2 separate regions of the Homo sapiens genome follow, and region 1 is linked to region 2. The links are chromatin loops, found by intact Hi-C in ENCODE. Cell type or tissue: PC-3. All regions are shown on one strand. Each heading gives the region's core, and the rest is flanking DNA. Links, peaks and the distances in the headings are about the cores only. Region 1 overlaps EYS (eyes shut homolog). Region 2 overlaps EYS (eyes shut homolog).

Evidence for each region. A loop is a pair of places that touch in the nucleus more often than their neighbours do. Peaks named below come from ENCODE experiments on the same cell type or tissue, not always from the same donor. Only the 100,000 strongest peaks of a DNase experiment are listed, where the experiment ranks them.
Region 1: it touches region 2 in a loop (12-fold over the local background); 3 of 110 quality-filtered maps call a loop at or near these places.

What each region holds. Positions count from the first base shown.
Region 1 is chr6:64,077,407-64,093,689 of GRCh38, forward strand. EYS (eyes shut homolog) reads right to left here. Exons shown (of 43, transcript NM_001142800.2): 32 at 4,450-4,596. Among named protein-coding and RNA genes, the nearest start is that of SCAT8, 280 kb to the left of the region's middle. In PC-3, for the core only: no CTCF peak of the experiment used is centred there; no DNase peak of the experiment used is centred there; H3K27ac peaks cover 1,361 bases.
Region 2 is chr6:64,004,414-64,020,696 of GRCh38, forward strand. All of the region lies in intron 33 of EYS (eyes shut homolog), which reads right to left. The region is part of intron 3 of LOC107986608 (a long non-coding RNA gene); the gene reads left to right. Among named protein-coding and RNA genes, the nearest start is that of SCAT8, 210 kb to the left of the region's middle. RefSeq lists silencers at 4,960-5,095, 7,823-8,117. In PC-3, for the core only: CTCF peaks have their summits at 8,020 (motif pointing right) and 8,219; a DNase peak (open chromatin) is centred at 8,018.

The DNA.
Region 1 (16,283 bases), core at 2,742-10,741, 73 kb after region 2:
TTAGATTTCATTTGTTTTCTCCAGGAGTATCAGAAATCTTTTAGTCTTCCATAAATGCAAATGAAGAGGCCCCAATAATTCCACTAGCATGTCAATTACTCTTATCTAAGATTGGTCCTTCTTTTGCTTCCTATTTTAAATACAAACATTAAGTAATATAAAGATTGCTTCTGAATCCTCTCCTCCCACTGGAGTTGCTCATGTAATTTGCCTCCTGGGACTTGGTCAGATGTCTTCTCATAATTTTCAAAGATCACATACTTCCACATGGCATGCTTATTTCTTTTCAAAGAAGCAGCACAGAATGGATCCAACTGCATGGTAATATATCCCATGACGAAGCCTCCTGATTGATACTGCTTGTGTAATAGAGCTCATTTTCTGAAAGTGCACCTAAAGAATTTTGTGTGGTCTCATCCCTTCTCTCGTGACCTATTAGTAGCTCCTTTGACTAGGTTCCAGAATTCTGAATTGGTTCAGTGGCAGATTCAAAAAGCTTTCTTTTCATCTTGACTGCTGCTCTCAGAGCTGTCTCTCTCCCACAGAGTGTTCTTTTTTAAGCTATCCTTTCTAAGGATTTTTACCGTAACCCCGTAAGGATTCAAGTTTTATCTTCCTTTTGTTCCTTTTCAACATCAATTAGTTGGTGAGGCAAACTGAGACAAAATAAATGTGCAGTTTTGAACCAGGAATATAATTCAAAGCTGACAGTGGTTTATCAGCCTGATAGTTCTCTATCCTTGTCTCTTAAATATTTGATTTGATATAAAATACAATGTTCAAAAAATGTTTGTGAAATGGAATTGAGTTGAACTGAAATATTTAGGAATTAAAAAATGGCAAAATTAAAATCAAAGCAACTCAAACAAAATCAACACCTAATATTTGAAGTGAAACATCTGTTTTAATTTTCTCACTAGTTTTAATTGCTCCTACACATAATATACTGATTTCAAAGTAAATGCAATTATCCCCTAAGTTAAGGGACACACCTTTTAAATTACCAGTATCTAACTGAATTACAAAAATCTTTGTGCTCATCTGTTGTGAGGCTTTTATGAGGTTGACAGATTCTAAGAGGATAGAAAGTAGCAACCCAGGAAACATTCTGCTGAGGTATTCCCAACAGTGTAGGATTAAATTACCACCTTAAAAATGAACAGAAAGAATGCTTTACAAACAAAAATATTTTCTCCCTTCATGGGCTCTGAAACTCTCTAGAGTAAACAGCTTTGATGTGTCCGGTACTATAACAACAATTATATAAGACAAGGGCAGAAATGGATAATCGTTACAGTGGGATTATTTTCTTACCAATAATTTCTAGTTTGATTGTTTTTGTAGGTCATTGAATAAGGAAGGCAGAAATGATCCTATGGCACTATCATCAGCTTGACTTTTATTGGATTTAGATTAAAGTACGAACTTTAATGGAGTGTATATATGCTTGGCATGTATTTCTCTGGCCTTCAAAGATAACACATCCAAGTGTTGGTATGGACATGAGCCAGGAGCGTGAACCCAGAGCAGGATAATTCCCAGTGGTTGGGTGCTGCTTTAACTATGAGCTGTTTTTAGTTGGTAGAAATAAATTTTCCCCAAGAAAATGCCTTCCAATTCTATATAACTTAAAAAATTGCAAAGCTAGAAAATCACTTTTCTTTGTCTTTCGATTATTATGTTTGTGTCTTTTGTTCTGTTTTTCTTTTGTTTACTCTGCAATGTACTATTACTTCCAAATTTCATGGTCATCTACCAGCACTTAGATTTTGTATAAAAAACAAGTTTTTCTTTTGTATTGTCTTCTCTCTCTCTCTTTTAACATAAATCAGTCAGACACTCTCTAAAGCTATCATTTAAACATGGGTGCCTCTGCTCCTGGGGAATAAATGATACTGGCCTAGCCTGGCAAGTTGGTTTCTTTCTAAAATATAACATAAATTCTTTGTTTTAATTTAATGTTAAAAACTACTAACTTCACCTGGCTTTCCTAAATGCTTCTTTTAGGCATTTTACTCGTAGTCAAATAATAAAATCTTTTATGTATTTTGTTTAGAAAGTGTAGAATGATGAATCAATTTAGCAAACTGTTTCAAAGTAGAGGAGCAAATCGTTTGGGAAATAATAAGTTGCCCCAAAGGGGATAATTGTTTTTTATTTTTTATTTTTTTATTATTTTATTATACCTTAAGTTCTAGGGTACATGTGCACAACATGCAGGTTTGTTACATATGTATACATGTGCCATGTTGGTGTGCTGCACCTATTAACTCGTCATTTACATTAGGTATATCTCCTAATGCTATCGCTCCCCGCTCCCCTGATACCACAACAGGCCCCTGTGTGTGATGTTCCCCTTCCTGTGTCCAAGTGTTCTCATTGTTCAATTCCCACCTATCAGAATATGCGATGTTTGGTTTTTTGTCCTTGCCATAGTTTGCTGAGAAGGATGGTTTCCAGCTTCATCCATGTCCCAACAAAGGACATGAACTCATCATTTTTTATGGCTGCATAGTGTTCCATGGTTTATATGTGCCACATTTTCTTAATCCAGTCTATCATTGTTGGACATTTGGGTTGGTTCCAAGTCTTTGCTATTGTGAATAGTGCCACAATAAATATACGTGTTCATGTGTCTTTATAGCAGCATGATTTATAATACTTTGGGTATTACCCAGTAATGGGATGGCTGGGTCAAATGGTATTTCTAGTTCTAGATCCCTGAGGAATCACCACACTGTCTTCCTCAATGGTTGAACTAGTTTACAGTCCCACCAACAGTGTAAAAATTCTCCACATCCTCTCCAGTACCTGTTGTTTCCTGACTTTTTAATGATTGCCATTCTAACTGGTGTGAGATGGTATCTCATTGTGGTTTTGATTTGCATTTCTCCGATGGCCAGTGATGATGAGCATTTTTTCATGTGTCTTTTGGCTGCATAAATGTCTTCTTTTGAGAAGTGTCTGTTCATATCCTTCACCCACTTGTTGATGGGGTTGTTTGTTTTTTTTCTTGTAAATTTGAGTTCTTTGTAGATTCTGGATATTAGCCCTTTGTCAGATGAGTAGATTGCAAAAATTTTCTCCCATTCTGTAGGTTGCCTGTTCACTCTGATGGTAGTTTCTTTTGCTGTGCAGAAGCTCTTTAGTTTAATTACATCCCATTGGTCAATTTTGGCTTTTGTTGCCATTGCTTCTGGTGTTTTAGACATGAAGTCCTTGCCCCTGCCTATGTCCTGAATGGTATTGCCTAGGTTTTCTTCTAGGGTTTTTATGGTTTTAGGTCTAACATTTAAGTCTTTAATCCATCTTGAATTAATTTTTGTATAAGGTGTAAGGAAGGGATCCAGTTTCAGCTTTCTACATATGGCTAGCCAGTTTTCCCAGCACCATTTATTAAATAGGGAATCCTTTCCCCATTGCTTGTTTTTCTCAGATTTGTCAAATATCAGATAGTTGTAGATATGCGGCATTATTTCTGAGGGCTGTGTTCTGTTCCATTGGTCTATATCTCTGTTTTGGTACCAGTACCATGCTGTTTTGGTTACTGTAGCCTTGTAGGATAGTTTGAAGTCAGGTAGCGTGATGCCTCCAGCTTTGTTCTTTTGGCTTAGGATTGACTTGACAATGTGGGCTCTTTTTTGGTTCCATATGAACTTTAAAGTAGTTTTTTCTAATTCTGTGAAGAAAGTCATTGGTGACTTTATGGGGATGGCAGAAAGTGGCCATACTGTCCAAGGGATAATCTGTTAAGGTACTAAAGACATTACACCTCCAATATGAGGAATTGTTAAAATGATTGTGCATTTATTTCAAAAGAGAAAACAATTGTCAAATTTTGAATACTGCTGGTAATACACCTTAGTGATGTTCATTCACAGAAGAAAGAAGCCCATACATTCTGCTTATAGAGACCTTTATGAGCAAATTGCATAATAATGCAGAGAACTCTGGATGTAAAGACATTTCCTTAAGCAAATACTGTTAATACTACTTAAAAAAAAACCAGCTTATATCAAGATAATAGATGTTACTAAAAGAGTGGTAGGAATTTACTTGATTGTCAAATGAACCCCAGCTTTGGAATGCCTTTTCCCAAGTTATCAAGTATTGAATGTAATTCATATTTAGTGATTTATATCATAAAAGTATGCTCTGAAACATTTGCAGCATTTGTTTTACTGCTATAGCCATATGCTGTCAAATTCATATGCTTGCTAAATTCTGTCTTGTCAGCTCAGATCCTGTTTGTAAGTCACGTTCCATTGAATGACTCATAAAGAAACTTCTAGAGAAACTACAAAGAACTAAAATTTCTCTTTGGTAATGCTTCATGCACTGGTCTGGAAAAATTCTCTCACAATATTTAAATGAATAAATCATTGATTCAATAGATCAACGTTTGAGAAAGAAACATGACATACAAGAAGTCAAACATTTAATACTCACTGTAAAGAATAGTTCCATTTAAACTGTTTGTTTTTATAGTCAAGTAGATGGTAACAGTTCTGTTATGTTCCTTCTCCAGGACAAACTTCAAAAAGGGCAGTTCTAAATAGGAATTCCCATTGAAAGATGGAAAGAATAAACCTGCATCTAAAAAAGAAAATGGTATTAATATGTTCTGATAGCATTATATTGCTACTCAAGTAGATAAAAACTTAGCATTTATAGTTAGCATTCATTTGAAAAGGTAACACTAGTATTTAAAATGTTAGGTCCAATTTTAAGAACTTTAGATATAAAGTGTAATAAATTTATATTTATTGCCTCAAATAATTCACTACCAGTACAGAGGAAAAGACTGAATAAGAGTTATAATTTGATGTTTATGGATGGGTTTTAAGACATAACAAACACTCTAAAATTGTCTGAAAAAAATTTGTGTACTTGCATTGTGAAATCAGTGTTTCACCAGATTCTTTTGCGATATTTTGTGATGTGAAGGTTGTATTGTTTGTTAATTTTTAATTTTTGTGTTTACATTGTAGGTATATATATTTATGGGTTTCATGAGATATTTTGATACAGGAATACAATGTATCATAATCACATCAGGGTCAATGGAGTATCCATCACCTTAAGCATTTATCCTTTGGGTTACAAACATCAAGATATACACTTAAAATTGATAAATTTTATTTGATGTAATTATATGTCAATAAAGTGAAAAAAATTCTGTGACACACAAAGGTTAGAGAACTGTCACACAGAGGAATTTTATTAATGTTCATTAATATTTAGTGCTTTTCAATAATACTTAGTTATTTTATAAGTAGTATTACTATAATATGCAAGGTTATTAGTTTTAGACTTATAGAATTATTTGTATTTTAAATAATCTCACAAAATCTTGGTGCACATAAAATTTAAAACATTTCATTGTTATAGATCTATATTCATATCTATTAAAATATAATTGGTACATAGAACAAGTGTAACACATGGTATGTTGAAAATGCAACTTCTTTAACATTTGGTAATAAAAAAAAGAAAATGCAACTTCTTTTTTTTTTTTTTGAGATAGTGTCTCATTTTATCAGCACAACTGAAGTGCAATGGAGCAATCTCGGCTCACTTCAGCCTCAAACTCTCAGGCTCAGGTCATCCATCTGCCTCAGCCTCTGAAGTAATTGGGACTACAGGTGTGTGCCAACACGCCTGGCTAACTTTTGTATTTTTAGTAGAGACAGGGTTTCACCATGTTGCCCAGGATTGTCTCAAACTCCTGAGCTCAAGCAATCTGCCCACCTTGGCCTCCCAAAGTGCTGGAATTACAGATGTGAGCCACCATGCCCAGCCAACTTTCTTTTTTGTCTTTCTCACAATGGGGGGAATTTTCTCTGCCACTGGACGGAAATTTAGTATTTCCGATTATTTTTACCATCTCTCTAAGTCATACAGTGAGTGAGAAACTAATATCCAGTCTAAGAAATTTAGTAACAGTTAAATCTTCCATCAGAGATATGATTTCTCCTATCCTCCTTCACCAGCCTATCTCTGTAGGGTGGCCTGACACCTGCTGTCTTCCTTGAGGGGCAGAAGTAACCTGGTTTCTGTTCTTCTTTTTATCACCTCTCCTAAGGTTAGCTGCTGTTTCTGACCCTTCCAGCTTTGAATGGGGAGAAAGTAAGGTGGGGTGGAAAGGAAAGACTACACAGTAAAGAAGAGCTGTTAGAAATGGCAATTGTACTGTTGTAACCAGGCATCTTGCTCTTTAGGAAGGGAACATGTTTAAAACTGGTTGTTTCTTTCATGGTAGGGATGCCAGATAAAATACAGGATGCTCAGTTAAATTCAAATTTCAGATAAATAACAAATAAGTTTTTTGTTGTTATTTGTTTGTTTTTTGAGACAGTCTTGCTTCGTTGCCCAGGCTGGAGTGCAATGGTGCAATCTTGGCTCACTGCAACCTCCACCTCCCGGCTTCAAGCGATTCTCCTGCCTCAGCCTCCTGAGTAGCTGGGATTACAGTCATGTGCCACCATGCCTGGCTAACTTTTGTATTTTTAGTAGAGACGGGGTTTCACTATGTTGGCCAGGCTGCTCTCTAACTCCTGACCTCAGGTGATCCACCTGCCTCAGTCTCCCAAAGTGCTGGGATTACAGGCGTGAGCCACTGTGCCCAGCCTAAATAAGTTTTTAGTATAAGTATGTCTCAAACATCACATGAAATATACTAAAAATAGTGCTGTTTATTTGAAATTTAAATTTAAGAATCCTGTAATTTTAGTTGCTAGATCTGGCAACACTATGACTCATGAGCATTTATTCAATCTTTGGAAACCTTTGTCAACTGCCACGCCTAGGATTTGCAGCCATACCCTGCCTTCTTTCTTGTCACTTCTATCTTGGTCTTGCTCTGATTTTTCAAACTCTTGTTGTTGACAGTGATTTGCCTGTGTCAGTGCAAACATTGCACAGATTAAGTTAAGTAGGCAAGGATGACTTTTCCCAAGGCTATTGCAATAAGGGAGAGGTCAGAACTCAGTCTGAGCTCAACTGCTTTGTAATAAAGTAAAGGGTGGGAGAGTTTTTAAGAGCTGGAGTGAGAGAGAACACAGGCTGTCTGTGTTTGCTAATTGGCTTTATTCAAAGGATAAGTAAACTTTCTCTTATCTTTGTATTAGGACATAGTTTTACAACTAGGAATCAAGGCACCCATTGAAGTTAGTCTTATACCCTCCCCTAGAGGTGGACAGATGGGCTGCTGTCTTCTTTTATGATTACATTTTGGGGGAGCAGTGGTTCCAAGAACCTTAAGAAAGATTCCTGGCTGGTAAAACTGACAAGATCTTTAAAAGATTTATGTTTCAAAGGCAACAGAGAAATAATGTAATACGGAAAGTTTTCTAAAGTAAATGCTCCAAGGACCTAGTCAGGAAGAAACCTTTCTAAAGTTTAGTTAAGCTAAGAAGAGTGTTAAGGCCATCTTAGTCACTTAACAAGCAGCATTTGGGAAGAACATAAAATGACTTCAGGCCAGTTGCTTTTCCTGAGGGGTACATATCTAGTCCGTGGTAAAGACTCTTAAATTCCTGGTCATCTCCTGCCCTACTGTATGTGGGGTATAGTTAATTTCCAACCAAACTCTGTCTCTGTTTTTCTTCTGTTGTTTTTTTTGAGACAGAGTCTTGTTCTTTTGCACAGGCTGCAACTGTGGTGCAGTCTCTGCTCACTGTAACCCCCGCCTCCCGAGTAGCTGGGATTACAGGTGCATGCCACCATGTCTGGCTAATTTTTGCATTTTTAGTAGTGATGGGTTTTCGCTATGTTGGCCAGGCTGGTTGGGCTCCTGACCCCAAGTGATCCACCTGCCTAGGCCTCCCAAAGTGCTGGGATTATAGGCGTGAGTCACCCTGCCCAGCCCTCTGTCTCTTTCTCTCTCCCCCTCCTTCTCCTTCCAGACGCGCGCGCGTGCGCACGTGCGCGCGCACACACACACACACACACACACACAGTGCTGCTTTAGCTCAGCTATGAATGTATGACTATAGGTCAACAGTCCATGGTGCTACTTTCTAAGTGATCCAGCTGTAGCTATCTCCAAACACATTGTCAGGTACGGTGGGTGGAAGAGGGTGGGGAGTGAAGTCCACAAGATAGCCTTCTTCAAAAACATTTTCTCAAAATTATCTCTTAAAATCTTCTGGTCCAAATACATACCCTTTTTAAATCAAGAATACTTTCTAGTTAAATCTTGCTTTTAGGTATGGCACCTCATTTGTTTACAGTGTTATATCCTGTTGTGCAAAAGAAAGTTTATTTTTAATATCCTGTTTATGCCTATAACTTGTGAAGGTTAGTTGTTAGAATCAGGTATAAACAATACAACTTAACTATTATTAAACTGCTTTACTTAAGTTATATGGTATCACAAAAGTTACCGTTTGTTGGCCTTCTACACACAATCTTTTACTCTTAGAAATTTACCTACCTGGTTCTGCATTTTATTGAATCTGTTTTTTCAAAGGTTATTAAGGCCTTGTTAGCAAGTTCTTCATCGGTGCTTATGAGCACTGATGCCTAGAAATCTCCATAATACTAAGCCGTCATTTTTATTAAAACTTTCTCTTTCCTTGTCTTTCATGACACTGTTCTGTACTTTGGCTGTCTTCTTACCTACCTTTTGCAGACTGTTTCTTCAACCACTTTATAACACACATAGTTTCCAAGGCTCTGTCCTCTGTCTTGAGTCCTCTAATCATTTCTGACTTTTCTACATCTGCTGCTCCTTCAGTTTCTAACTCATAGTACTTAGTGTTCCAAGCTTAGAAACTCAGCATCATTATCTACTCGTCTCTTCCCAAACTAGTTGCTAGATCCTGACACTTGCTTAAATCAAAGCTTTTGTCTTTCCTTCTGCTACCACAACCCTTTAAGTTCTCATTGTTTCAACTGAACTGTTGCAGTGGCTTCTTTCTAACTTGCTTTCCTTCCTACAGTGTCTATTAGTTGTCATTGCTGCCATGTCAATTTTATTCAATCATAATTACCTGAGACCTTTGGTCAAAAACTTCAGTGGCTACAGTATAATTATCAAGTAAGCCAGGCCCTCCATGGTCTTCCTTTTTAGTGCTTCTACACATACATATCTCCTGCTAAGGTTGAACCAACTTTCTTTTGTTTCTCTACTTGTGTTCATACTGTTCTATCTTTGTAGAACGTTCTTCCTCAAATCCTAGGTATAAAATTTCTCCCTTAATTCAAGGCCTACTTGAATATTCTCCCAAATTTGAACTCCTCAAAGCATTGTATCCGCAACTTTTTTAGTCTATGTATTGTTTTTTATCCTACGTTACAATTGTTGGCATAAATATAGAATTGATAATATAGTAAACCTAATAATTTGGATGAAGGCAGTGAAGTGACTTTAATTAGTAGAAATAGAATGTCCTAAGCATATGAATTCTAAGAAGGCACTGGGGAAAATATGAGTTAAGGAGGTGAGTTTCCTTTCCTGTGACCAGAAACGATTATAACATAGTTGGAATGTCACTTATGGAGCAGAAGGTTTGCAGATGCTGAACTGCACATGCATCAACTTTTAATGATAGAAGAAAAGCCATATACCAATCAAGTTAAGATGCAATGTAACTAGCTAGACACTAGGAGAAGTTTGGATATGAATTTGGATACCATTAGTAGAGGAAAATGGTTAAGTTTACAAAGAGATGGACTTGGCTTGTAAATAAATAGGATCCTTAGCATATAACTTGGAAACTATTTGGATGTTGCATATCTGTTGATTCTACCATAGATATGGTTTTAGACAGTTTCTTCGTGTTATTTTTGCCTATCTTACTGGGAGTCACTAATGAATTCAACGCATTCAACAAACATCTATCAAGTGACTACTACATCCCAAATACTCATCAGGGAATACAGTGTTGAGCAAATATATAAAGATTACCCTAATGGAGCTTAGATTTTAGCTTCATAGAAGGAAACCCCAAGTTAGGAGTTGCACATGTTTTTGGGAGGTCCTGGACAAATGTGCCATCATGTTCTCTTGACCATTTTTCTTGACATTTGTTGTCACCAGGAGCATTGAAACTAATGTGAGATGGAAGACTAGATAAAAAGGAAAGTCCATAAGCCTATCTCATCTATCCTCCTACAGTATACATTCTCTGAAGAAAAGATCTGTGTTTGATTCACCTTTGATCCCCCTATGGCATGTCCAACTTTGCACATGTTAGGCAAATGCTATATTCTTTGATAAATACAAATACAACTAAAATGATCATACATGGTAGTTTGAAAACAAAAATCAGAAAAATATTTTATAAATAAAATGGGATGAGAAAAGGTAATGATGAGATTCCAGCATTTTTCTTGTTGTTAGGGCTTTTCACACTATTGATAAGTCCACCAGAAAATGTTTGAGAAAGGATAGTCTTTATATATGGGTTTATATATGAATTAAATTATTTGGTTTTATAATTAGGTTTTACTTATTCTGAGAAGCAATGAACTCACAAAGTACAATAAAAATATAATTCAATTTGCTAAAAAATGACTTCCGTGTTGCTTTGCAGGAGCACATCTATTATATAATTCAGGTGCACCTGCCTACTTTCTGGCTCACACACTCTTTGAACCTGTTTTCAGTGCTGACAGGTTTTATGAAAATTATGACAGGAAACAACAATTATAAGCAATAAACATTTGCTATTGAATTGCTTTCTAACCATATTAATTTTCATTATCACCGTGTTTAGTGGATATGTTGAAAAACAGAACTGCCCTGAATATGGAAAACAAGACTAATTGGGGTTAGGCAGAGTGTTTTCCCGCTGCTTCCAAAAGCCTCTTCAGGCGATGCTATTTGAACACACTCCAAATTTATTTCTCTTCCAATTATAAATGAAAAAAGCAACAAGGTCTTTATACGAAACATGTATTAAACATCTTACATATAGTATACTATATTACTTATAGTATTGAATTACTGGGTACTGACTACAAAATGACATCTAAAATATACTCTGCAATGTTTGAATGTCTTAAAAGATCATATAGACTTATCAAACTAATTATATTAACTTTGATATGATTCACAAAATAAAGTTAATTTTGAGTCATGGGAACATCTAATAAATCAAGATGGAGAATCTTTTAAGTTCCTAAATTATATTAAAAAAAATCTCAAATTGGCAAAGGAAGCTATGAAAGCACAGTATTGAGTTTGAAATAACTTATGCTAAAAGTATGGATTATCATTTTTATTATTTTTTTTAACCAAGCATAGTTCTGTAGTATGAATCAGGGCCACTATCAATAACAACTCATTGAAATTTTATCCAAGAGAGTACAACAGAATATTATAAAGAAAACACAAAAGAGATGAGTATCTTTACCCTGAACACAACGCAACTTAGCAGAATAAAAGTTAGTGATTCTGAATAGAAATGATGCCCCTTTGTCTACAGCACAAATCCCCTTAGCCTTCTATAAAGGCCTTCTATTAGCTAACCTCAGAGTCTGACACACTAATACACATAAAGCTACAAATACAATGGGTCACAAATTATTCATATACAAGTTGATTGTATTTCTTGGTACCAGAAGAAACAGAATATTGTTTGCTATTTCTTTATAATGGAAATAGATTTGATTTACTCAATAGAAATTAAAAATTAATACTACTGATGTTTTTGTTGAGTAGTTTTTCACCTTCCCCAGAAAGGACATCGTACAAACTCTGTGACGAAGTTTATAAAAAAGAAGGTGACTGAAATGATGCAATTATTATTTTAATTTAAAAATATTACATTTTCCACTTATGAGTCTAATTTTATTAAAATCTGTGATTTAAATGAATATCACCAGTTTATAAGTCCATGTATCTCCTTTCCTGAAGAAGCATTCATTAAAAAAATAAGTCTAACCAATAATATTCAAAGGTTTAGAAACTATAATTACCTACATTTATTATAATATTATAAAATTAAATCTCAAGATACATGAAATTTTAAATACTATATATAAATAAGAATCAATTTATAATTTTCAGTGATTACAATTAAAATGATTATAATTATGATTATCAATATCTTAAATATTTACATATAGTACAAACACTAAATATAATACTGTATATCCTATAATATAGTATATATAAATTATACTAAACTTTTTTACCACATTATACATTTTTGCTTATTTTAGAATTTAAAAAATTTAGATTTAGATGACTTGAGTTTCATAGACTAAATTATTACACTTACTTGAATAATTTCTTCACATTAGACATTCACATTTCTATTAATCCATAAACACTGATAAATTTGTTAAGTGCTGATAAAAATTTACTACTCTCTTGTTGCTGTTAGTACAGCTGTTATTTTTGCTACATCTATTTTTCCCCCACAGAAGAGAACTTCTAAAAATCAGCAGAACTAACATTTCTCCTTTTGATTGTACCTACTTCATTCCTTCATTTAAAGCATGAAAAGAACTGCTCTACATCTGACCAAAGCAATGCACAAGGAAACAATGTTTTAGAACACCCTTTCTCATCCTTCACTGTCACTTCCAATCTAGCATTACTTTTTCATCCCTGATTTCTCTGTTAACAGTTGATCATCATGATTTGCTATTTGATCCTGTCAAAAATCTGAGGCCCCAAAGCTCTGACCCCACTTCCTTTCTCTTACTAAATAAAACATCGTTTAGCACACCAACAAGATCTTCAATGCAGGAAAAATAAAACTAGGACAAGAAAGGTATGAAAAACTATCAATATTTCTCATTGTACTTGACATGCCATAATAGCTACCATTCTCTCTCTAGTCTATTCTTAAATCTTTTCTACTTTAGAAATTCTCCCTGAGTGATCTCATTTGTTCCTATAACTTTAGCTACTTTCTAATTTCTGAAAACTGTCAGATTTTAATCTTTAACATAGATAGAGCCTGACTTAACATATTCATCTGTTTAATGGACAGATTCACTTGGAAAAATATAGGTAACCTAAACTTAACATATTTAAACCCATTTTATTATTTTTCTTCTTTGAAATGTAATCTTTTTCAATATAGAATTGATAATACCTTTCTTGTTATCAACACAAATATATACTTCTATTGCAGCTCTTATTCAACTGCATAGTCCATTTTTTTTGTATGACTCACCATGTGACAGCTGTGAGTTCCTTAAATGCAGGCAGAGTGGCTTAATTTTTTTTGTGTGTCCTCAGAAAATAACACATTTTTGGCAAATACTCAACGTTTGATGGCTGAAAAAACATGCCTCTAATTTTTGTCTTGCGTTTAATTTTAGAATTTCCATCTATCAAGTTATTCAAATAACAATTTTGTCATAGTCATCCAAACTTCTTCCTTTGTTCCTCTTCCCATCCTTCCACTCACCACATCATTCTATATTTGGTTATTTAATTCAAATGGTTCCTCTTCACTTGGAATGCCATCTTCTTCTGCCTGTACTATTTGAATACCTCCTAACTTGTCTTCATTCCTTTCATATCTCCTCTGTTAATTACTGCCAAATGGATGTTATTTAAACACAAATTTGAATTTATTCTGTTTAAAGAGTCTTCCCTGGTCCTTCATTGGCAGCAAATAGTAACCCTTTCAGTTTGGCATCGAAGACTGTTCTTAACTCACCTTCCAAGACTGCCTGATTCCCTAATTACCCCATGTGATAGCCACACTCTACTACTTGGCACTTTGAACATTCATTAATTTTGAAATTAATAAATTTGTAATATTGTAATTAACATACATTAATGATTCCATTAATATACTTAAAGCATATTGGTCTTTACCTCGTCTTAAATCATTTCAGTAATTTTATCTTTTGAAAACATTTATCCCTTTCAGAGAAGTCTTCAGACACATTGCCGTTGATTTATATATAGACTATAATACTTTTAAAGTATACTTTGTCAATGGTTATGTCCTTATTTTATCTCTGTTGTTCTAAAATTTCTTCCCTCACCCCCAGATTAACCTTTCCCAGAGACAGAGAAAGCCAGCAAGGGTCTGGGCTGCTGTGATGCTTTAATTAAAAGTGTTCCACTCTGTTCTGTTTTTTATTGAGGGTACATGAGTAATATTTTGCAAAATATGTTTGCAGAGTTTTATTAAGAAAGGGCATGCAGGACTGACTTCACATGTGAAGCTACAATTAAGCTGCTGCGTGCTATGACCCAGGCCTCTACGTTGATGGTCCCCAGACTTGTTCCCATCATGGCTGGGTGGATCAGGCACTGAGAACATGACTCGTGCTGTTTAAACATGACCATGTGATTGAAACTAGGTGCCAATTAATTAATTCTTAAAATATATCACTTTAATACAGCTTGGGATACTGACATTGTCTTTTTTTTAATTATACTTTAAGTTTTAGGGTACATGTGCAAAACGTGCAGGTTTGTTACATATGTATACATGTGCCATGTTGGTGTGCTGCACCCATTAATTCAACATTTACATTAGGTATATCTCCTAATGCTATCTCTCCCCACTCTCCCCACCCCACAACAGGCCCCAGTGTGTGATGCTCCCCTTCCTGTGTCCATGTGTTCTCATTGTTCAATTCCCACCTATGGGTGAGAACATGCAGTGTTTGGTTTTTCTGTCCTTGCGATAGTTTGCTGAGAATGATGGTTTCCAAACTCATCCATGTCCCTACAAAGCACATGAACTTATCATTTTTTATGGCTGCATAGTGTTCCATGGTGTATATGTGCCACATTTTCTTAATCCAGTCTATCATTGTTGGACATTTGGGTTGGTTCCAAGTCTTTGCTATTGTGAATAGTGCTGCAATAAACATACGTGTGCATGTGTCTTTATAGCAGCATGATTTATAATCCTTTGGGTATATACCCAGTAATGGGATGGGTGGGTCAAATGGTAATTCTAGTTGTAGATCCCTGAGGAATCGCCACACTGATACCTACAATGGTTGAACTAGTTTACAATCCCACCAACAGAGTAAAAGTGTTCCTATTTCTCCACATCCTCTCCAGCACCTGTTGTTTCCTGACTTTTTAATGATTGCCATTCTAACTGGTGTGAGATGGTATCTCATTGTGGTTTTGATTTGCATTTCTCTGATGGCCAGTGATGATGAGCATTTTTTCATGTGTCTTTTGGCTGCATAAATGTCTTCTTTTGAGAAATGTCTGTTCATATCCTTTGCCCACTTTTTGATGGGGTTCTTTGTTTTTTTTCTTGTAAATTTGTTTGAGTACATTGTAGATTCTGGATATTAGCCCTTTGTCAGATGAGTAGATTGCAAAAATTTTCTCCCATTTTGTAGGTTGCCTGTTCACTCTGATGGTAGTTTCTTTTGCTGTGCAGAAGCTCTTTAGTCTAATTAGATCCCATTTGTCAATTTTGGCTTTTGTTGCCATTGCTTCTGGTGTTTTAGACATGAAGTCCTTGCCCATGCCTATGTCCTGAATGGTATTGCCTAGGTTTTCTTCTAGGGTTTTTATGGTTTTAGGTCTAACATTTAAGTCTTTAATCCATCTTGAATTAATTTTTGTATAAGGTGTAAGGAAGGGATCCAGTTTCAGCTTTCTACATATGGCTAGCCAGTTTTCCCAGCACCATTTATTAAATAGGGAATCCTTTCCCCATTGCTTGTTTTTCTCAGATTTGTCAAATATCAGATAGTTGTAGATATGTGGCATTATTTCTGAGGGCTGTGTTCTGTTCCATTGGTCTATATCTCTGTTTTGGTACCAGTACCATGCTGTTTTGGTTACTGTAGCCTTGTAGGATAGTTTGAAGTCAGGTAGCGTGATGCCTCCAGCTTTGTTCTTTTGGCTTAGGATTGACTTGACAATGTGGGCTCTTTTTTGGTTCCATATGAACTTTAAAGTAGTTTTTTCCAATTCTGTGAAGAAAGTCATTGGTAGCTTGATGGGGATGGCATTGAATCTATAAATTACCTCGGGCAGTATGGCCATTTTCACGACATTGATTCTTCCTACCCATGAGCATGGAATGTTCTTCTATGTGTTTGTATCCTCTTTTATTTCATTGAGCAGTGGTTTGTAGTTCTCCTTGAAGAGGTCCTTCACATCCCTTGTCAGTTGGATTCCTAGGTATTTTAGTCTCTTTGAAGCAATTGTGAATGGGAGTCCACTCATGATTTGGCTCTCTGTTTGTCTGTTGTTGGTGTATAAGAATGCTTGTGATTTTTGCACATTGATTTAGTATCCCGAGACTTTGTTGAAGTTGCCTATCAGCTTTAGAAGATTTTGGGCTGAGATGATGGGGTTTTCTAGATATACAATCATG
Region 2 (16,283 bases), core at 3,042-11,041:
ACTCTTTAAATAAGGAGCAATAAGTATTATCAAAGTTTGAATCACTTTTTTTTTTTAACTTTTATTTTAGGTTCAGGGGTACCTGTTGCAGTTTGTTATATAAGTAAATTGTGTGTCATGATGTATAGATTATTTCATCACCCAGGTAGTAAGCATAGTACTGTTAGGTAGTCTTTTTGACTGTCATCATCCTCCCACCCTCCACCCTCAAGTAGGCTCCAGTGTCCGTTGTTGCCTTCTTTGTGTTCCCTTTGAGCTAAGCACTTAATATTTACCTCCCACTTGTAAACGAGATTGTGTGGTATTTGGTTTTCTGATCCTGCATTAGTTCACTTAGGATAATGGCCTCCAACTCCATCCATTTTGCTGCAAAAGACATGATCTCCTTTTTTATGGTTGTGTAGTATTCCATGGTATCTATTTACCACATTTTCTTTATCCAGTCTACCACTGATATGCATTTAGGTTGATTCCATGCCTTTCCTATTGTGAATAGTGCTGTGATGAACATATGGGTGCATATGTCTTTTTGGCAGAACAATCTATATGCCTTTGGGGATGTATCCAATAATGCGATTACTGGGTCGAATGGTAATTCTGTTTTAAGTTCTTTGGGAAATTGCCAAACTTCTTTCCACAATGGCTGAACTAACTTACATTCCCTGCAGCAGTGTATAAGAGTTCCTGTTTCTCCACAACCTTGCCAGCATCTGTAATTTTTTGACTTTTTAATAATAGCCATTCTGACTAGTGTGAGATGGTATCTCCTTGTGGTTTTGATTTGCATTTCTATAATAATTAGTGATGTTGAACTTTGTTTTATATGCTTTCGGCCACAAGTATGTCTTCTTTTGAAAAGTGTCTGTTAAGTTCTGTTAAGTTCTTTGCCCACTTTTTAGTGAGGTTTTTTGTTTTTTGCTTGTTAACTTAAGTTCCTTACTGAATCTGTATATTAGATCTTTGTCAGATGCATAGTTTGAAATATTTTCTTCTATCTTACAGGTTGTCTGTTTACTCTGTTGCTAGTTTCCTTTGCTTTGCAGAAGCTCTTTAGTTTAATTAGGTCTTATTTGTCAAGTTTTGTTTCGGATGCTATTGCTTTTGGTGTCTTTGTCATGAAATCTTTGCCAGGGCCTATATTTAGAATGGTATTTCCTACATTATCTTCCAGAGTTTTTATAGTTTTGGGTTTTACATTTAAGTCTTTAATCCATCGTGAGTTGACTTTTATACATAGTGTAAGAAAGGGCTGTAGTTTCAATCTTCTGCATATGGCTAGCCAGGTATCCCTGCACCATTTATTGAATAGGGAGTCCTTTCCCATTGCTTTTTTTGTTAACTTTATTGAAGATCAGATAGTTGTAGGTGTATGGCATTACTTCTGGGCTCTCTATTCTGTTCCATTGGTCTTTGTGTCTGTTTTTTTGTACAAGTACCATGCTGTTTTGGTTACTCTAGGCTTGTAGTATAGTTTGAAGTTGGGTAACATAAAACTTCCAGCTTTGCACTTTTTGCTTTGGATTGCCGTGGTTATCCTGGCTCTTTATCGGTTCCATATGAATTTTAAAATAGTTTTTTCTAATTCTGTGAAGAATGTCATTTGTAGTTTGATAGAAATAGAATTGAATCTGTAAATTGCTTTGGGCAGTATGGCCATATTAGCAATATTGATTCTTCTTAATCATGAGCATTGGTATGATTTACCATTTGTTTGGGTCATCTCCAATTCCTTTCAGCAGTGTTTGTAATTCTCCTTGTAGGGATCTTTTACCTCACTGGTTAGCTGTATTCTTAGATATTACTCTCTCTGTGGGTCTTGTGAATAGGATTGCATTATTGATTTGGCTTTCAGCTTGGATGTTTTTGGTGTATAGAAATGCTACTGATTTTTTTATGTGGATTTTTTTTATCCTGAAACTGCTGAAATTGTTTATCAGTTCTAGAAGCAGAGACTCCTAGGAGCAGATATTTTGGGCAGAGACTATGGTGTGTTCTAGGTATAGAATCAATTGTCTGCAGAGAGAGAGAGTTTGACTTCCTCTTTTCTTACTTGGATGACTTTTATTTCTTACTCTTGCCTGATTGCTCTGGCTAAGACTTCCAGTACTATGTTGGATGAAAGTGGTAAGAGTGGACATCCTTTTCTTGTTCTAGTTCTCAAGGGGAATGCTTCCATCTGGTGCCTATTCAGTATGATGTTGGCTGTGGATTTGTTATCAATGGCTCTTATTATTTTGAAGTATGTTTCTTCAATGCCTAAATGCCTAGTTTATTGAGGGTTTTTGACATGAAATGATGTTGAATTTTATCGAAAGCCTTTTCTGCATCTATTGAGATAATCACGTGGTTTTTGTCTTTAGTTCTATATGATAAATCCCATTTATTGATTTGCATATGTTTATGCAAATATTTCATCCCAAGGATAGAGCCTACTTGGTCATGGTGGATAAGCTTTGTGATGTGCTGCTGGATTTGGTTTGCCCATATTTTGCTGAGAATTTTTGCATTGATGTTCATCGAAGATATTGGCCTGAAGTTTTCTGTTTTTGTTGCTGTGTCTCTGCTGGGTTTTGATATCAGGATGATGCTTAACTCATAGAATGAATTAAGGAGGAGTCCCTCATCCTCAACTTTTTGGAATAGTTTCAGTAGGAACAGTACCAGCTCTTATTTATATTTCTGATATAATTTGTCTGTGAATCTATTTAGTACTGGGCTATTTCTGGTTGTTAGGCTTTCTATTACTGATTCAACTTTGAAACACATTATTGGTCTGTTCAAGGATTCAATTTTTTCTTGGTCCAATCTTGTGAGATATGTGTATCCAGGAATTTATTCATTTCTTCTAGGTTTTCTAGTTTGTGTGCATAGTGGTGTTTGAAGTAGTCTCTGAGGTTTTTTGTTTTTCTGTGGGGTTGGTGGTAATGTCCCCTTTGTTATCTCTGATTGTGTTTGAGTCTTTTTTTTTTTAATTTCAATTAGCCTACCTAGCAGTCTGTCAATCTTATTTATTCTTTTAAAAAAGAAACACATAGGTTTTTTGATCTTTTGTGTGTTTTTTTACATCTCAATTTCCTTCAGTTCAGTTCTGATTTTGATTATTTCTTGTCTTCTGCTAGCTTTGTGGTTGGTTTGCTCTTATTTCTCCAGTTCCTCTAGATGTGGTGTTAAGTTGTTAATTTGAGATCTAACTTTTTGATATGGGCATTTAGCACTATAACTTTCCCTCTTATCACTGCTTTAGCTGTGCCCCAGGAATTCTTGTATGTTGTATCTTTATTCATATTATTTTCAAAGAATTTATTGATTTCTGCCTTAATTTCATTGTTTACCCAAAAGTCATTCAGGATCAGGTTGTTTAATTTCCATGTGATTGTATGATTTTCATCATTTTTCTTAGCATTGATTTCTATTTTTATTGCACTGTGGTCTAATAGTACGGTTGGTATGGTTTTGGTTGTTTAAATTTGCTGAGGATTGTTTTATGGCCAATTTTGTCATTTATTTTAGAGCAGGCACAACACACAGATGAGAAGAATGCATATTCTGTTGTTTTTGAGTGGAGATATCTGTTAGGTCCATTTGGTCAAGTGTCAAATTCAGGTCCTGAATATCTTTGTCAGTTTTCTGCTTCAGTGATCTGTCTAATACTCTCAGTGGGGTGTTTAAATCTCCCACTATTGTTGTATGGTTATCTAAAATTCTTCATAGGTCTCTAAGAACTTGCTTGATGAATCTGGGTCCTGTGATAGGTGCATATATATTTAGAATGATTAGGTCTTTTTTTCGAATTGAACCCTTTACCATTATGTAATAAGTTTATTTATCTTTTTTGATCATTATTGGCTTGAAGTCTGTTTTGTCTGAAATTAGAATAGCTACCCCTGCTGTTTTCCATTTTCTGTTTGCTTAGTAGATTTTTCCCTCTCTCTTGACTTTAAGCTTATGGGTGTCCTTGCATATGAGGTGGTTCTCTTGAATATTTGAATCTTGTTTCTTTATCCAACTTGCTACTGTATGCCCTTTAATTGAGGCATTTAGCCTGTTTACATTCAAGATTAATTTTGACATGTGCAGATTTGATCCTGTCATCATGTTGTTAGTTGATTATCATGCAGACTTGATTGTGTGGTTGCTTTATGGTGTCAATGGTCTATGTGCTTAATTGTGTTTTTGTAGTGGCTAGTAGTAGTCTTTCCTTTCCATATTTAGCACTTCCTTAAGGATTTCTTGCAATGCATGTCTGGTGGTAATGAATTCTCTTAGCATTTGCTTGTCTGAAAAGGATCTTATTTCTTCTTTGCTTTTAAACTTAGTTTAACTGAGTGTGAAATTCATGGTTGGAAGTTATTTTCTTTAAGAATGGTGAATATAGGCCCCCAATCTCTTCTTGCTTTTAGGGTTTCTGCTGAAAGGTCTGCTGTTAGCCTGATGGGGTTCCCTTTGTAGGTGACCTGCCCCTTCTCTCTAGCTGCCTTTAACACACTTTTAATGTATTTCAACCTTGGAGAATCTGACGACTATGTGTTTTGAGCATGGTCATCTTGTATAGTATCTAACAGGTGTTCTCTGCATTTCCTGAATTTGAATGTTGGCCTCTCTAGTGAGGTTGAGGAAATTTTCATGAATGATACCCTGAAATGTTTTCCATGTTGCTTGCTTTCTCTCCTGCTCTTTCAGGGATGCCAATGAGTTGTAGATTTGGTCTTTACCTAATCTCATTTCTTGGAGGTTTATTCATTTATTCATTTTTTATTCATTTTTCTTTATTTTTGTCTGACTGAGTTATTTTGAAGAACTGGTCTTCGAGCTCTGAGATTCTTTCCTCCGCTTGGTCAATTCTGCTGTTAATTTGTGTTAGGAAATTCTCGATTTTTTTTTTTTTTTGGAGACGGAGTCTCACTCTGTCACCCAGGCTGGAGTGCAGTGGCGTGATCTCGGCTCACTGCAAGCTCCGCCCCCCAGGTTCATGCCATTCTCCTGCCTCAGCCTCCCGAGTAGTTGGGACTACAGGCACCCACCACCACGCAAGGCTAATTTTTTTGTATTTTCAGTAGAGATGGGGTTTCACCGGGTTAGCCAGGATGGTCTCAATCTCTTGACCTCGTGATCTGCCCACCTCGGCCTCCGAAAGTGCTGGGATTACAAGCGCGAGCCACTTCTCCCGGCCAGCTTGGTTCTTTCTTAAAATGACCATTTCATCTTTCATCTCCTGTATCTTTTTATTGTACTCCTTAGATTCTTTAGATTTTTTGACTTTGTTCTGAATCTTGATGATCTTTGTTCCTATCCGTATTCTGAATTCAATTTTGTCATTTCAGCCATTTAGGCCTGATTAAGTACCATTGCTGGAAAACCAGTTCAGTTTTTGGAGGTAAAAAGGCACTCTGGTTTTTTGAGTTGCCAGAGTTCTTGCGCTTGTTCTTTCTCATCTATATGGGTTGATATTCTTTCAGTCTTTGAAGTTGCTATCCTTTGGATGTGTTTTTGGTTTGTTTGTTTGTTTTTGCTTTTATCTTCTTTGATTTCCTTGGGGGTTTGATTGTGGTACAAAGTGGGTTCAGTTAACTGGCTTCATTTCTGGAAGGTTTTAGGGGGCCAGTGCTCAGCTCAGCACTCCTGGGCTGTGTGCTCTAACTCTGGGGGGTGGGGCTGGTACCAGACTCCTGGCTTTTTCTCTCTGGCCCCTTGAGGTTATGAACCTGCTGTGCTGGCAGGGCTGAGATATTTCCAGTCCGCTGGCCAGAACGCTCCGGTGAAGGGGAGCTGGCCAAAGCACTGCGTCGGGGTGGCAGCAGCAGGATCTGTGCTCAGTTGCACATGCCTGCACCGTGGCAGAGTACTGGCGAGACTGGGGATGCGGTGCTCCTGCTCTGACAGTGGTGGTGGTGTGGCAGGGGCAGGGTGTTGGCAGGTGCAGGGCTTCCAGCCTCCATGTGTGCATTTGCACTGGTGGCATTGGCTGTGTGTGTGTTTGGTTGGGGGGGGGGGTGGTGGTGTGGAGAGAAGGGGGACAGGGCTGTGGCCTGTAATTTCTCTTTTTAAATAGTAAAATTATTCCTTCATTTATGCTTTCTAGTGTTTTAAAAATACTTTAGAGTTTTTTCAGGCCCTTTCATAAAAATTGTCTTATCTAGAATGATTCCTGTTCCATTGTTGGTTTTCTTGGTTCCTTTTCCAGTATCTTTATGGGTTCTGATATTGTACTGTGCAGGCCCATTTTGAATGGGAGGTATGTTTCTTTTTCTCTCTTTTTGTGTACTCCCATTCTTCATGTCCTGTGTTCTTCTGCTGTGCCCAACCCTACCTGCTGAATGAGAAACGTACCTGATCTTTTGACACTGAAACCGGAATCTTCGCTAAAAGGTATTTGGTAGTTCTGTCCTACAATGATACTGGAAATATTCACAGGTCCATTCACAGAGCTGACAGACTGCTTGGCATAATTCAGGTCATGATACTTTGATTGCATTCTGTTCTCTTCCTGGGCTGGCAGCTTGCTAAAAGTCAGAATTCCAGATGGCAGCCTTTCTCTTTTTCTGAGTATATATATATGAATATATTTATATTCCCTTATATATTTTATTTATCTTTATAAACCTATATCTATATCAGATCTTTCACAAATCTTTTTGAGCAAATAGTTTTAGTTCCTTTTACCTTACAGGAGATAAGCTTTTCTATTTCTAGATTTATATCTTAGCAAGTATGTACTCTTACCTTCTTTGCTGCTTTGCATATTTGTCTATTTCTTGTCTAAAGATATGTTTGTCTTGTTTTTGAACTTGCCTTCATGTTTTCAGTTTTCTTCCTTTATTTTTTCTATCACTGCTAGCACATAAAAGTGTGAAGTTACAGAGTCATCTTGACCCGAAATCCCCCATTTTCTTTTTTTATTATGAGAAAACACAAAAATGAAAGATCAAACTAAGTTCTTGCCTTTGAAGGGACATGTACATAGAAAATTGTCTTTAATTTGTGAGAGGTAGGATGAAAAAAAAGTTAACCAAGCCATTTGGAAGTGCCTTCATGATTTTGCAGTCTTTAAATTTGGAAGGACTAATTTCTTTGGCTTTTCTATCTCAGGTTTGTTTTGTGCTATAGGCATTTGAATGCATCTGTCTCATATTTTTTTTTCCAGTGGTATATTTCAAAAGCACATAAGTAAAGTAGTTTGTTTTTTTTTTTTCCAGAGAGAAATAGAACGTATGGATTTTTTTTTCTTTTTAAGGTACCTATGTTTTATTTGTCAAATCTGGTGGTTATATGAGTTATTGGCATCAAACCATAATGAAATTAAATGCTTTAAAGCAGTATCTCATTGCTGGGCTGAAGGTGTGTGAAACCTAGTTCATGTATAATTGCAGCATGAAGCCATGATGTAACAGTAAGAAAACTGAACAGCACCAACTGCTTCTAGGGAATACTGCAAAATTGATGATGATACTGAATGCTTTCACAGGTGCAAAACATAAATGTTCTTTTCTCTTGTCTTTAGGCTTGGCAATTACCCAACAATAACACTGGCTTGTTTATTTTAGATTTTGGGCATGCATTAACATTGCTAATAAGTTTTTCCTCTCCTCTCCTCTCCTCTCCTCTCCTCTCCTCTCCTCTCCTCTTGTCCCCTCACCCCCTCCCCTCCTTTCCTTTCTTTCCTTTCATTTTCTTAGTTAAATGTTAAAAATGAATGCAAAAATGTCTATCTTCCAGATTTTAATTATTTCCAGATTAATAACTTGAATTTCTGACCAATAATAGTTTGCCTTAATGTATACTGAATAAATGTAAGTCTATTGCTCTGAAGTGAATAGTAGCATATGAATTAAGCATTAACTCAGAACTTTTATTTAAAAGAATCTTCTTAGGCTACATTTAAGATAGAAAGAGGGTAAGTTCAGTTGTTAGCAACTATGATCTCCATGCTCAGCCAGAAGTTTTAGCTGACTAGTGACAGCTCTACATGAGAATAGCTGGGATGGGAGACTCAGAGCCCAGAGACTCAGTATCAGCAGATGGCAGTAAAGGTACATGGCAGAGATGGAGGCACTGAAAGGAATCTGATCCCTACAAAGACTAACTTAAGATCTAATTGATAGCATTATTGTTTTACCTCCCTGTTTGTAACAGGGAAACATGGAAAATATATTTCAAAAATTAGACATTAGGCAGTATGGGTGAAACTGTCCAGAGACATACAGCTTTCCTTACCACTTCACTTATCCAGTGTGATTGTCATGGCTGGGTAAGCAAATTTAAGGAAATGCTGTTTCCTAAAAGTGGGATGGTTTTCATACAGCCCTATCAACACAGCCATATTTCTTGACATTGTCTGTGCAACTCAGCACAAAATAAATGTTAAACAGTATAAAAAAAGGATCACGCATAAAAGCCACAGTGTCAGGACTTTTGTCTAGCAAAAGCAATATAAACACACTGTTTTTAAAAAGCATCCTGTTTTTGCTTAGATCGTCACAGAGTTGGCCAGCCTGACAGTACAAAGAGCTTTGTATAAAAAGCGCTCCATGACCTCTAATAAGTGATTTTTCTGAGCACTTCCTGCCTCTGGATGATAGTCATGTGGCGGTCACTAGTTTTAGATTATATTAGTTAGACTTCTCTCTGACAAAACAGCCCAAATACACTTTATAATAAATTACAGAGAAAACCAAGCCATTTTCCTGTGATGTACTGATATTAAAAAAGGATCTGTGATGATTCCTGAGGACCACTGAAGCAGAAACTTCACTTACTCCCTTGATTAAACAGAGCAGTCGTCAAGGGAACATACAACCAGCCATCACGAGATACTGGAGATTTTCCAAGAACTGTGATTTTCTTTCCGACTACGCTATCCAATTCACGTGCAATGGGACTCGCAGCATATTCTCTAGATTTCATGGTCTCCTGGTAGCGCCTCTAAATGTGTAAATGCCCAGAATTCTCTTGTTTTCTTTAGCCGGTAAAAGCATTCATATAATGACAATTACAATTACACAAATATAAATTTGCATCCAGAAAGCTTCCTGTTTTTTTTGACCTGACATCCATTTCTAACCTCTCTGAACATGTTGATGATGAGTGTCAATGGGATGCTGGAGGAGCCTGGCACTAGCTCGTGAGAGCTAATTTTGCATATCTTTCCCAAATGCCACATTCAGTGAATTCATATTGTTAGCTTGAAATATAGGCCATGGTAAAAGTATTTATTCCAGGGAAAGTGGCAAATGCTACAAATCACCACCCCACCCTTTTTTTTTCCCTGAGAGATGATTCTTAAAAACCAGTATGCCACTGAGTTTCTTGAACATTTCTTAGTAGCATTTAAGTATTCACTTAGAACAAGGGCATTAGGAAAGCTGAAAAGCTCAACTTCACTGTTGCCATTTCGTTTGAGATTTCAGTAAAAAAAAAATTCTTTTTCTTTTTGGAATCTATTATTTCACAGTTCTAGATTGGGCTAATTCACTCTGATGGTGAATGTAAGTTCTAAGAATATTACCCTAAAACCTACACATGTTCAGTTTACAAATACGAGATAGTATTTAATTTTATTCTCCACTTCCAGTACTTATTATGTACTCAATTTATTTGGTTTTTAGTAGTTTTAGGGGTGTTCACTCCTCTGAGTAATCAATTAAAACTCAGGACTTAAAACATTGATTTCTGATCCTTTCATCTCAAACATTTGAACTCACACACACACATATTTTGAAAGAAAGAAGTTTTTTTTTCAAGTTAAAAGACCGTATGGAAAAACTCAATTAGGTAACAAGCAGATCACTTTACCAAAATTTAAACAAAAAGTAATTCAGATGATATTGGTAGGTGGAGATTCACTCACATTAGGTGGTAAATGAAAAGGCCATGTGTGTCCCTGCCATTTTTTTTTTTACAAAGATATGTTACAGTGAGGGATTCTTTTTATAAAATTGCCTTAACATTAAGTATGTAGTTTTTTTGTTTTCTAATAATACTTCAGTTTCCAAATGGTTGGTACTATTTGCAGTACATAATTTTCCTGACAATGCATTTTACTGAGATTTATGAAGAAACAGAAAATATTTTAATGTTAAGATATTTATACTGTATTATGTTTAATCCAGTGAAGTCAGTAATAATCCTAGTTTCACATTTGTATTAAAAATATGAAGAGAGAGTAGATGACTAGAGATGTAAAACATTTAAATTTCTGAAGCACTCTCTGAGCCAAAGTTGTAAATATACTTATCACTCTAAGTGTAAAAAGGCTACAGTGTGATCCATTGGGTGAGTCTTGGATCAATACCTCTTTGGTTTCTGGTTTCTCTACCAGCTAGCACACAGTCTAAATATCCTTTGGCTTGGCTTATTTAGTCTTTTTTTATTTTTTTTTTTTTTGGTTTCTGAGGTTTTAGGTACACCACTTCCCCTTCTAACTGTCCTTTCTATACCCTTTGTCAAACATGACTCCCCCATCTTTAAAATTTCCTATAGGGAGAGAAGAACAGTTAAAACCTTACCCTAGGCAAACTTTCAATTTGGAGATAACCAAGACATGTAAACTTTTAGAAATTCAACCAATATAAAAATAGGTAGAACTGATGAATATCTGTAATCTAGGCTTAATGATTGAAAGAAGAGTTACTAGCCCTTCTTTAAGTCAATTTCTTATAAATAGCTTCCACAAGAGCACTTTCAATTTAAAGATTGAGAAAAATTTAATTGAATAAGTAACCATGATGATGAAAAAAATTGCTTTGTTTTGCACTCTTACAATAGAGATAATAATTCCTGGAGTTGTTTCTGATAAAAAACAATTACACTAAACATTTTGGAATTTTTCCAGAAGATGATACATAAAATTTGAGTAGAACCAAAATCCACATCTCATATAAAGAGAAAAATCACTGATGGTTAGAGACAATGGTTTGAATGTTTTGTACTGCTTTATATAAATAGCAAACTAAATATTGCAAGGCTCATAGGCTCAAGACCACAGGCAAATTTAATAAACTCTAAAAATCTATAATCTGTGTTAATTTTATTTATAAAGTCTCAATCCAATAATGATTTAAGGTAGCTTTAAATATAAGGTAAAATAGCAAAAAATAGAAGAAAAAAAGAAAAAATTGGTAACACAATAAAGGATAAAAGAAATTAGTTTTCAGGGAAATAATTTAAAATACAAATGAAAATAGATCTATTGATTCAACAGACAAATGATCGAATGCCTATTATATAAGAAATGTAGGTGATAGGTGATGGTGAGGTGAAGGTGAATAAAATTGTTGTAATCTGAAGGTCCTCACAGAGGGTAAGAAGGAAAGACATTGTCATTCTCTGAGAGGTCAGTTTTCACTGGAACCAGAGGAAGCATAGCCAGGGCACCTGCATCAGCAGCATAGGTTAGTGTTAATGAGGGCTGACAGGTTTGTGCACCAGCTTCAAGGCTGCATTCAAATAGAGACAGCAAGTAATGCCAGGATGAGTTTACACATAGAACACAAGCTGGGACTTCTTGGTTTCCAGGCTTATGAGGCAAAAAGGAAAGTAAGGAATTCTGAGTGCTGAGCTTTGTTGCTTCTAGGAAACAAAGAAACAAACAAAGGAACTATGTTTTCTCCCATTTTTGGCTTTTTTGCTCCTTTTCTTTAGCAAATTCCATTTCACCACCTGGTACCTTTGGGCTGCTCTGTCCTGCCTCCTATTAAAAGCAATGCAACCAATCAGGACAGACTGGAATAACATGTTTCAAAGTGACAGAGACCTTCACAGGGGTATGTTTTTATTATTAGCAATAGCTTCTTATAATCAAATACTGTATAATGGAATTATTTACTTTATTTAATAAACATTTATATAGCATTTATTATAGACCAGGCATTATCTCAAGTACTTTAAAATATTACACAGCAGCCACCCTCTGAGATAAATGGAAACATTCTTCCCATTTATAGGTGAGGAAATTGAGGCACCTAGGGGTTAAGTAATTTGCTCAAGGTCACAAAGTTCATAAATCACAGTGCTGGGTTATAAACCTGTACGTTGTAGCTCCAGAATCTATGCTATTGGCTGCTGTGTCATACCTTTTTGATTTTTTTTTTTTTTTTTTGAGACAGGGTCTTGCTCCGTCACCCAGGCTGGAGTGCAGCTCACTGTAGCCTCAATCTCCTGATCACATGCAATCCTCCTGCCTCAGACTCCCAAGTAGCTGGGACTACAGGCATACATCACTATGCCTGGCTAATTTTTGTATTTTCTGTAGGGACAGGGTCTCATTATGCTGCCAAGGCTGGCCTCAAACTACTGTGCTCAAGCTATCTGCCTATGTTGGCCTCCCACAGTGCTGGGATTACAGGTGTGAGCCACCATGCTTGGCCTCTTTTTGATTTCTAATGAGGGTATTGTACATTTCTTATTCGTCTCTTGTTAGCTAATCTATCTCTGATTAGCAGCAAATGACTAATTATTTAGCTTAACTGAGACAGGAAAGCTTTTCAATTCCTTTACTTCTGAAGGTATCCCTGTCTCCACCACTCACTCTGTTCTCTTAAGATGGAGGACTCCCTTCTTCCTGTCTCCTTTAATCATAATCTTTCCATCAATTGCACTCCGCATGTCCTTGGTCTTTTTTCCTCTAATTCCTGTCCTCTGCTTGAACCTTCCTAGGCTGCTGTCATATCCATCACTAGGACTGAACTCTTATATGAGTGCAAAGGCAAGGAGGGAAAGCTGAAAGCAAAATCTGTTGAGACCCCACAAACACTCCTTTCTGGACCTTGTTAATAGCAAGTAACAGGAAGGAGAGGGAGGCATACTACCACACCCTGTAGTGTTGGTGGCAGGTTCCTGGCAGGGTACCTAGAAGAGAATTACAGTGCCTGACAGGGCTGTGAGAGTGGATTTATTTGGGAACATCTGTGATCTACAATTGTGGGACTCTCTGCATGCTGGGGGTGGGAGATCTGTGGGTACTGAAGATGTTCAAGAAGCTGCATTACTACAATACGAGATTTCATTTGTTTCCATGGTCTGGTGAGGTCTCATAAAAATCAGGTAATGTCATATTATTCCATAGTTGTTGGTTTTGTGTCTGTTTTTCTCTCTGGCCTTCTGTTCCTCAGGTTCCTCCCTGGTAGCCTCAGCTGTAAGTACAGTACCTGATGCATAATGCACACAATGCACATATGCTGACCTGAAGCCAGTGTACTTGGGTGATGTGGGACCAAACAGGCCAGTGGAACTGTTTCTTAGACAAACCATTTTTCTTTACCTGCTGTCTGCTCTACCCACAGCCCAGTGACAATTCTATCTGCTCTCCCTGTGTGAAAGGTTCATCCTTTAGCACATCTGCTCATTAATATGAAGTGGTGAGAACAGTCAATATGCTCGTAATGATAGACCCAACTCTCAACCTAACTAGCTGTCTATGTTCGGGCAATTTACTTAAACCTCTGGGCAATTTACTTAAACCTCTCTGAGTTTCCTGATACATAAAGGAACTTATACATTTTCATTGACCTTCTAAACCCTTATATTCTCTCATATTGCCCAATGTTCGATTATTTTGTATAAGAAATAATATGTTGGGAAATCAGAGATCCATGCAGTAGCATTTCTACCTCCATTTTATTTATAACCATGTCTTATGTGTAAACCTTGGTGCCAAGTTTATTCCTACTTAGTCCTGAGAAAAGACGTGGAATACACACTTATACACACACACACATACACATATATATACGTATATGTATATATAAATATGTAAATTAAAGCTGAATTCAGGAGTCAAGATATATTTGAAAAATATGCTACCATGGGATATTTCATTTGAAAACGTAAATTAACACAGTTTCCTTTGGAAAGTAGATAAAGAAATAGTTGTGACCTAGATATAGTATAAACCTCAGATTGGATTCATAATAGCATACCTCAGGAAAGTGATCTCTTTTATATATTCAGGGGTTTTTTGTTGTTGTTGTTGTTTGGATGTTTCTTCTTGCTTTCTCATCAAATCTAAACTCTTTAAATATCTGCATTAAGAATATGTTTTGACTTGCACATTGAGTAAGAATAAACTAATACTCATAGGTTTTGCAATTATACAGCCGAATAGCAAAAAATTTTTTGTGGTGTCTCAATTGAAATTTGATTTTGGTAACATTTTTGGTTTTCATATGCTGATGTCTAGCATATGGTAGAAAAATGGCCCCCTCAAAGGTATTTCTATATCCTAATTCTTAGAATCTGTAAATGTTACTTTATTTGGAAAAGGGTCTTTGCAAATGCGATTAAGTTAAAGTTTTTTGAGATGAAGAGATCATCCTGGGTTATTTGGGAGTGTCCTGAATGTCATCACAAGTGTTTTTTTTTTTTTTTTTTTTTTTTTTTTTTGTCGAGACAGAGTCTCACTCTGTTGCCCAGGCTGGAGTGCAATGGCACAGTCTCAGCTCACTGCAACCTCTGCTTCCTGGGTTCAAGCAAGTCTCCTGCCTCAGCCTCCTGAGTAGCTGGGACTACAGGCGCATGCCATCATGCCTGGTTAATTTTTATATTTTTAGTAGAGACGGGGTTTCGCCATGTTGGCCAGACTGGTCTTGAACTCCTGACCTCAAGTGATCCACCCACCTTGGCCTCCCAAAGTGCTGGGATTACAGGTGTGAGCCACCATGCCCGGCTCACAAATGTTCTTATAAGAGAGAATCAGAGAGAGTGAATGATTGGAGACTCAGGGGAAACGGTAATGTGAAGATAGCAACAAAACCTGGAATGATGCAACCACAAGCCAAGGAACACCAAGGAATGCCCTCAGTTGGCAGACGCTGGAAGAGGCAGTAATGGATTTTCCCTCAGGACTTCTGGAGAGAGTGCAGCCTGCCTACATAACATCTTGATTTCAGACTTCTGGTTTCCAGAGCTGTGAGATAATAAATTTCTGTTGTTTTAGGCCACATAGTTTGTGTCCATTTCTTATAGTAGCTACAAGAAACAAATAAAGGGCAAGATATTTTCTTTCTTTCCTTTTTATTTTTTTAAACGGAGTCTCGCTCTGTCTCCCAGGCTGGAGTTGAGTGGCGTGATCTCAGCTTGCTACAACCCCTGTCTCCTGGATTCAAGTGATTCTCCTGCCTTAGCCTCTCGAGTAGCTGGGACTACAGGCACAGGCCACCACGCCCAGCTAATTTTTGCATTTTTAGTGGAGACGGGGTTTCACCATATTGGCCAGGCTGGTCTCGAACTCCTGACCTTGTGATCTGCCCGCCTCGGCCTCTCAAAGTGCTGGGATTACAGGCATGAGCCACCACGCTCAGCCTCGTTCTTTCTTTTTTAAATGAAGTAATGTTAAAAATAAGAAGCAAAGGTTTGAATACTAACAGTGTTCAATAGTTGAATTTGGAGATGAATGAGATTAGAATGTGTATATATAAGTATATATATATATATGTATATATAAGTATATATATATATATATACTTACATATATAAGTGTATATAAGTGGACACTCTATTAAGATATACAGATAATCTGAATGCTTTGGGTTTAACAAATACCTCAGCTGTGCAGAGGCTATGAAATAGATCAGAAAGCAATAGTGTATCTCCTCTTAACATTTTCGCAGAGTAATCAGTGACAAGAAACACTGATAAAATCAACATAACTCTATTACAAACATCTAAACTCTAGTATCTACATTTATTGCTATTCAAATAGAGTAATAACAGTTAGGTAGAAGGAATGAATTCTTGTTTGATAGCAGAGTAGGGTGACTATAGTTAACAACAATGAATTGCATTTTTCAAAATAGCTAGACTAGAGGAACTGAAATGCAGCCAACACACAGAAATGACAAATACTATGGTGGTGAATACCCTAAGTATCCTGACTTGATTTTTACACATACAATGCATGTACAAAATTTTACATGTACCTATAAATATGTATAAATGTAATATATCATAAAACCTTTTCCTTTAAAAATGTTGATGAAATGTTTTCATCCAAATTACATAAACATACACATTTGTTTACTTAACTAAAAAAACACCAAACCAAGTCACGAAAACATTGTAACAGACTTCTGTAAAGTATAAGGTAGATTATGTTCACTATTATTCCTGATACCAAGGGCTTCATGGGGTGCAAATAGATGTGGTAGTAACAGGAAAAGAAATGGTAAAAATTATCCAACAATTTCCATTCCTTTCACATGTGATATTTTAGACTCTAAAACATCCCCACTTGATTATTTTGGGTGATTTTTGGGGATGGATTATATTTACTACTTATGATAAAAAGAAAT